Linked DNA regions of Homo sapiens: region 2 is linked to region 1. Evidence: chromatin contacts called from ENCODE Hi-C data. All regions are on one chromosome and are shown on one strand. Each heading gives the region's core, a stretch centred on a gene start or an enhancer-like site at or near the end of the contact. The rest is flanking DNA. Distances are from core to core; before and after follow the strand shown.

Region 1 (3,363 bases), core at 427-2,926:
AAGTTTGCTGACTTTTCAGTTCAAATCTACTCATGAGCCCTGCCAGATGTTTTTTGGCATTTCAGTTATTTTCAGCTCCAGGATTATCATTAAAAAATAATTTCAATCTCTGTATTTTTTTTTATTTGATGAGACATTGTCATGGTTTCCCTCACTTCTATGAGCACAGTGTTGTTTAGTTTTTTGAACATGGCTGTAATGTCTGCTTTGAAGTCTCTGTCTACTCAACATCTAGGCCCTCCTGCTAGTCAGAGTCAAATTAAAAAAAAAATCTAGGCCCTCACAAGGCAGCTTTTGTTTCCTGTGTTTTCCTCATGTCTCATTTTCCTGTTTCTTTGAATGTCTTTGCATGTCTACATTTTTGTTGAAAATCGGATGTTTTAGGTAACAGTATACAAACTACATGCTGATTCCTCTCTTCCCTCTCTGTAGCTTGGTTTTGTTGTTTTGCTTATTTGTTGAGTCACTTGGCTAGACTATTTCAGTGAAGCTTATTTCCCCTGCAGTGTGAAGCCTCTGGGGTAGTTCCTTGGAGGACTCAGCCTTGGGCATGCACGCAGCCAGCCTGGGTTGTGGTGGTTTTGGTGGGGACACTGGCTATCTCTTTCCTTGATCCCTCTGTTAAGCTATCTACCTCATGCGGTATCATATCTACCTGTTAAGCTCCATTAATTACTAACTGATTGCTCTATGATTTTCAGTAATGACCTGGGCATACATTTCTTCAATGTCTGGTCCAATTAAACTGCAGCAGTGAACATTTTTTAAGGCCAGTCTCTGAGGTTTGTTTTAGCTCCAGGAGGGCTTTTTTTTTTTTTTTTTTTTTTGAGACTGAGTCTTGCTCTGTCACCAGGCTGGAGTGCAATGGCGCGATCTCAGCTCACTGCAACCTCTGCCTCCCGGGTTCGAATGGTTCTCCTGCCTCGGCCTCCCGAGTAGCTGGGACTACAGGTGTGTGCCACCACGCCCAACTAATTTTTATATTTTTAGTAGAGACGGGGTTTCACCATATTGGCCAGGATGGTCTCGATCTCTTGACCTCATGATCCACCCACCTCGGCCTCCCAAAGTGCTGGGATTACAGACGTGAGCCACCGCGCCCAGCCGAGGGCTCTTCTTAGTGTCACCTTGGTTCTCTCTAGCAACCTAGCAGGGCTATGAATTAGTTTGTTGATGATGTGCTGAATTGTGTCTCTACCCTCGAATTCGTATGTTGAAGTCCTAACCCCCAGCGTATTAGAACATGATTCTATTTGAAGATAGGCCCTTTAAAGAGGTGATTAAGTTAAAATGAGTCCATGGGGGTGGGCCGTATTCCAATGTGACTGGTGTCCTTACAAGAGGAGGAAATCTGGACACAGAGACACAAGGAATGAAAAAAGACCACGTGAGGACACAGTGAGAAGGGGGCCATTCACAGGCCAAGGAGAGAGGCCTCTGAGGCAACCAAACCTGCCAACGCCTTGAGCTCAGACGCTTCCGCCTCAGAACTGTGAGGGAGAAATTTCTGTTGTTTAAGCCCCCAGTCTGTGGTGCTTTGTTCTGGCAGCCCTCACAGACCAATTCATTGCTCCTAATTAAGAGGAACAATCATTTCAGAGCATGCCTTCAGGCTTGAATGTTTCCACGCTGTTTCCAATAAAGCCAGTTCCTTTGGGAAGAGCTTCAGAGCAACCTTTTCTTCCCTGTGGACTGCCCTGCTCTCTGGTCTTTTCAGTTTGCCTCTTTTTACGGAACTGCGTCCTACAGTGGAGCTGGGCACAGCAACTGGATCCCAGCCTTCTTAGCCCGCTGTTCTTGGGCTAGAGCCCCATCCGATGAGTAGGGACTGGCTGGAGGAAGGGGGCTGTCCGTCATGCTCACCAGGAATTTAGCCTCTTCAACTGGGTGCTGGGGTGAGAAATGCTGGCATCTGTCCCTCCTGGTGAGATAAGGGGACCCTCGGGTGGGAGCTGAGGGGAGAGCGAGCCCTGTCTCCTTGGCCACAACCACCAAGAGTGGGGCTTCTGTCAAGATGAGCTGGGGTGGGGGAAGGAGGGAGCCACAGATGATCATTATTCTTAGGGAGTTTCAGCAGACTTTCTTGAATAAATATTTGTCATCTGATTTTTGCTGTGAGGACTATGCTCTGATTTTTTTTTAACTCTTACTCAAATTCCTATCTAAGGGGTCTGGGGAGTCATGCCCTACAAATCATAAATTCTTATCAGATGGGTTTTATTTAACCCTATATATTGTGACTTGCTTTCCAAACCTGACTCGTGCATAACATTACGAGACAAGGAAGAAAGTCAAAATATTTTACCCCAAAAGCATGTTTCTTTGCCATATTTTGAAACGGTCCTGCAGAGCTGTCCGTTGTTGGGAGACGTGTACATCTGTAAAGAATCTCTGTTAACATGGCTAGATCTTTCTTCCAGGCCCTCCCAATCCTGAAGAAATGAACTAGAGTCTAGCACCTTTTAAAGATCTAAATAGGAAACATTTGTCACCTATTGTCTCCAAGGGCAGCCACTATGAGGCTTCAAAAGAACCTTGGTCTCCACAGTCTTTTATCTTAACCTGAACATTTCCTTTCTACTGATCCCAGGTCTTCGGAGAAACTCAACCAATTGTCAACCAGAAAGTGTTTACATTTACCTAGAGCCTGGAAGCCCTCCCCCTGCCCTTTGAGTTGTCCCGCTTTTCTGGGCAGAACCAATGTATTTCTTAAACGTATTTGATTGATGTCTCCTGCCTCTCTAAATTGTATAAAACCAAGTTGTGCCCCGGCCACCTTGGCACACGTTCTCAGGACCTTCTGAGGGCCGTGTTACAGGCTGTGGTCACTCATATTTGGCTCCGAATAAATCTCTTCAAATATTTTACAGAGTTTGACTCTTCGTTGACAGCTGTTCGCACAATTTCCATTAAAACCTGGGTGGTTTTCCCCATTTTGCGCGTTTTGCTCAGGTTTCCGGGGCTCCGGTCCCTGCCACCCCGGGTGTCCCCGGGCGGTGTTCTCCCTCCATGGCCATTACTGCGCTTGAACCACCGCCCTCCACAGTGTGACATTTTCAGAATAGGAATGTAATCTCAGCTTCCCACCCTTCTCACAGGCCCTCCGACGGTGGCTCCGTGCCCTCAAAAGAAGGATGATCCCTTCCTGGTCCCGCCTGACCCGGGGGAGCTCGGCCCCTGCTGTGCTGTCAGCCTCGCCCCGGCCGCCCGCGCTGACCCCCGCCCGGCTCACAGCACCGCTGGCCGCAGCCTCTCACCGAGAGCTCCTGCCCTCAGCCTCCAGCCGGAGAAGGACTCCCCATCCCAGCAGAGCTCAGCTCAGCGGGCACGCGCACGACGCAGAAATCCTTGATTTCTCAGGTT
Region 2 (3,363 bases), core at 344-2,843, 150 kb before region 1:
CGCTGGAGCACCTCCTTCCAATCACCCGCCACAGGGCTCCTCTTCTGCGCCAGCATGCACACCCTCCTGCACACCCTCCTGCACACCCTCCTGCCTCCCCTGCTCTCCTTTCTGTAGGGATTTCACTTGCCTCATCGGGAGGTGAGGAATGGAGGATGTGAGCATTCTTGCAGGGACTGCTTCTGGCAGGGGGGAGCACAGCTGCAGGACCTCGCACCAAGGCCACGGCCGGCCTCTGGTTAAAAGCAGTCTGTAAACCAATTTGGGTTCTCGCCTAACCCAAACTTCTCCAGGCTTTGCCAGTGTTTAGGAACAAACACGATCGTGTGAACAGCAATCATTAGAAATGCACCTGCCCTATCCCCAGCAGCTGCAAAGCCCTCCCCTGGGTGCTCCTGGGTCCTGGGAAGTGTGGAGAGAACACGTGCAGATCAGCCCTGCAGGTGCAGACACTTCTCCAATCCCTGTGGCCTCAACCCAGTGGCTGCAATATGCATCCCTCACTCGGTCTACGTACCAGCAGCTGCAGTGTCCACCCCTCACTTGGTCCACATCCCACGTCCCAGAGCCTCGTGGGGACACAGCTGCACATTGGCCTCTGTCCAGAGTGTGCAGGAAGAGAGGAGAGTGTCCGGTTGAGGGGCTCGGCCCCTGTGACACCCTAGAGAGGTACCTGAGGCTGTGCTCCACCACACTTTCCAGGGTTCAGGGCATTTTCTAGGATGGGACTTTGTGTCACCTTCAGCCCTCTTTGCTTAGCATCCCAGCCATGTGTCCAGAGGACAGATGGGGGCTGGATTTCCACCCAATGCCTACTGGTTCAGGGGCATCTGGTCTGAGACCTCAACGTGTCACTGAGTTCTCCAGGCACGTGATACTCAGCGGCCAGCAAGGGCTTCATGGACCCAGGGGCAGCTAGCAGGGCTGTGACACCGGGAGGAGGCCATGCCTTCAGGGACTCCAGCTCTGAGTAGCCAGGAGGAACATGCAGTGGACTCCTTCACGGATGCTGGTGCAGGAAGCAGAGCTGAGAACCAGCAGGTCAGCAGGGGACAGCTCCGACAGCACAGTGAACATGTGAAACAGAGAGTCACCATTGCAGGTTCATCCGCTCTGCCTGAGGACATGAGCACGTGTCCCCAGCAATAACGTCCACTGGACCCTAGACAGGCTTTCCCAGTATTCACTATCAGATGAGAGTGTGCAGGTTAGAGTTTGCCAGCAGAAGCTGTTCTACACAGTTGAGATTTGGTTCCTTTTTTTTTTTTTTTTTTTTTTTTTTTGACACAGGGTCTTGCTATGTCACCCAGGCAATTATTATTGGAAAATTACTCTTCCTGCGGAAAATGAAACTGCAGCTTGGGTTCCACAGCCTTCTTCCCGCGCTGCCTCCAGGTCTGGGTATCTGAGTCAGAAGAACAGCTTGGCCTGCAGACCTGACCCTCTCTTAGTTGCGTGTAGGCATCTGCAGGCTTATCCAGGGGGTCAGGGGGGCCCTGAGCCTTTGGCTTCCTAGCCAGCTCCGGACGGTGGTGCTGCCGGCAGGCCCAGCGGGCTGCGCTTTCCTGACTCAGCTGCTGGATGGCGGCCTGCAGTCTGTGAGCCGCGCCGGATTGACGGCCCTGCCAGTGAGCTCCATCTGACCCCACAGCTGCTTCTTTAACTCCTTCTTTTTCAGTGACCATGCAGTATTTACAAGGCACGTTCAGAGTTTATCTTTGAGACCAATTGCAAATCAGAGCGGTTATATTTTAAATGTTTTAATTAATTCTTCTAAAGTCCCTTTTCCTGAGTTACTGTCCGTATCAAGGCAGAAAGGCACCCCAGCTCGCCTGGAATCTCAGGCATCAGACAATGGTTCTGGGACAACCCAGTAAGTGGAGAAGCACCGAACAGCCACCAGATGGCAAAGTTGATTCGACGAACAGGACCGGGCACAGGGGCCGCCAGACAGGCGACGTGACCGGCACCCTGATGTGCGCCGCATTGCTCCTGCGGCCCGGGCAGGCGTCCGATCGCCTCGCATCCCACCAGTCGTCTTATCACCAGGCGGCTCCAATGTCTCTGAGGCAAGCAAGGGGTGATTCATACTGTGCAGCTTTCAGCAAATCCTCCCAGCTTGTTCCCAAGCCCTGAGTCCCGGCGTTGAAGTTTGAGAAACAGCCGCAAAGCAGGATGAAACGGTGCAGCCCATGGGCTGGACGCGCTGATCTTACGGGGATCAGCCACGACTGGAAAACACAGACGTGCTGTTTCTCCTCAACAGGAAGCCCGATTCTGGGGAGTGCCTACAGCCCCGAGTGGGGACAGCAGTTCCAGGCGGAAGGTGCAAAGTCGCCCTCTGTGATGCAAAAGCACTGAGGTCAAACCTTAGGATCCCAGCGCAGCTTGAGGTGAAGGTCCCTGTTCCCTTCCAGCCTTGAAAGGAGAAATTCCCAGGAAGACACAGGAAACGAGTTTGCATCTTACAGGAAAAGAAGCTGAGCCACCAACAGCCAACTCCTGCTACAGAATCCTGTATCCCTCATGCATCTTTACTGAGTGCCTGCTGTATGCCAGGCAGCTTTGGCAATGGGGTTACCGTGAGCAGAACAGCCCTGGTGCCCACCACTGGGGAAGGCGAGACAGCCCACAGGTAACTCCAGGTGTGGTCAGTTCTAGGAGACAGGATGCAGGGTCAAGGACACTGAGTGGGCCCTCCTCCAGCAGCCAGGTGACCTGAACTGCAGACCTGGGGACTCAGATCAGCTGGCTGAGAAGGAGGCAGGAAGAAGGCTTTCCAGGTGGGGGGATGGGAGAGCCAGACAGAGGCCAGTGCGGCCGGAGCTTAGCAGGCAGGGAGGAGAGCAGCAGGAGCAAGGCAGGCAGAGAGACAGGGCAGACAACTATCCCTTCCTCGGACACAGGAATCTCCTAACTTCTCTCCTCCAAACTCTTCCCCAACCCACTCCTGGCCTCAGCCCCCTGCCCACCTGAACCCGCTGCTATCAAGGTCACAGTGACCTTCTCATTACAGCAGAAGCCTCTCTGTCCACATCTATGTGACCTCTGGTTACCTTCCCACTTGCTGACCATCGGCTCCTCCCCAAAACACACCTGTCTCAGCTGCCCCAGAAGATCCCACCCTCCTGCTTGCAGAAGGAACCAAGCTTCGCCTCCACCTGGAGACCCAGAGCTCCTCCCCGCTCTGCCCTGATGCCTGCACTCCGTGAGCCACTTCCATGAGCCTCCTTTCCATTTAAACGCCTTTGCTGTGAAATGGTGGCGGGAGCGTCGAGTACGAGCCGGGCACAGTGTGAGACCTCGGTCCTGACCCGGGAGCTTACGATCACAGGAGGCAGGCAATCAGCAGAGCAGCTCCCA

Evidence for each region. A loop is a pair of places that touch in the nucleus more often than their neighbours do. Pooled maps may share reads with other maps.
Region 2: a map of endothelial cell of umbilical vein shows a loop between it and region 1 (3-fold over the local background). The contact joins the enhancer-like site here to the promoter of HGC6.3 in region 1. A Hi-C loop is called at or near these places in 2 of 168 maps with a recorded cell type or tissue (dorsolateral prefrontal cortex and endothelial cell of umbilical vein) and 1 of 50 pooled maps.

What each region holds. Positions count from the first base shown.
Region 1 is chr6:167,978,106-167,981,468 of GRCh38, reverse strand. HGC6.3 (a long non-coding RNA gene) reads left to right here and starts at 1,676. Exons shown (of 3, transcript NR_171011.1): 1 at 1,676-1,924; 2 at 3,099-3,363. RefSeq lists enhancers at 1,319-1,894, 2,472-3,048, 3,049-3,363.
Region 2 is chr6:168,131,606-168,134,968 of GRCh38, reverse strand. No RefSeq gene overlaps it. Among named protein-coding and RNA genes, the nearest start is that of FRMD1, 54 kb to the right of the region's middle. Within about 2 kb of position 1,593, at least 8 of the 41 ENCODE cell types and tissues checked have a DNase peak (open chromatin) inside an H3K27ac peak, as active enhancers do; they include dorsolateral prefrontal cortex, where a contact is called at or near this core.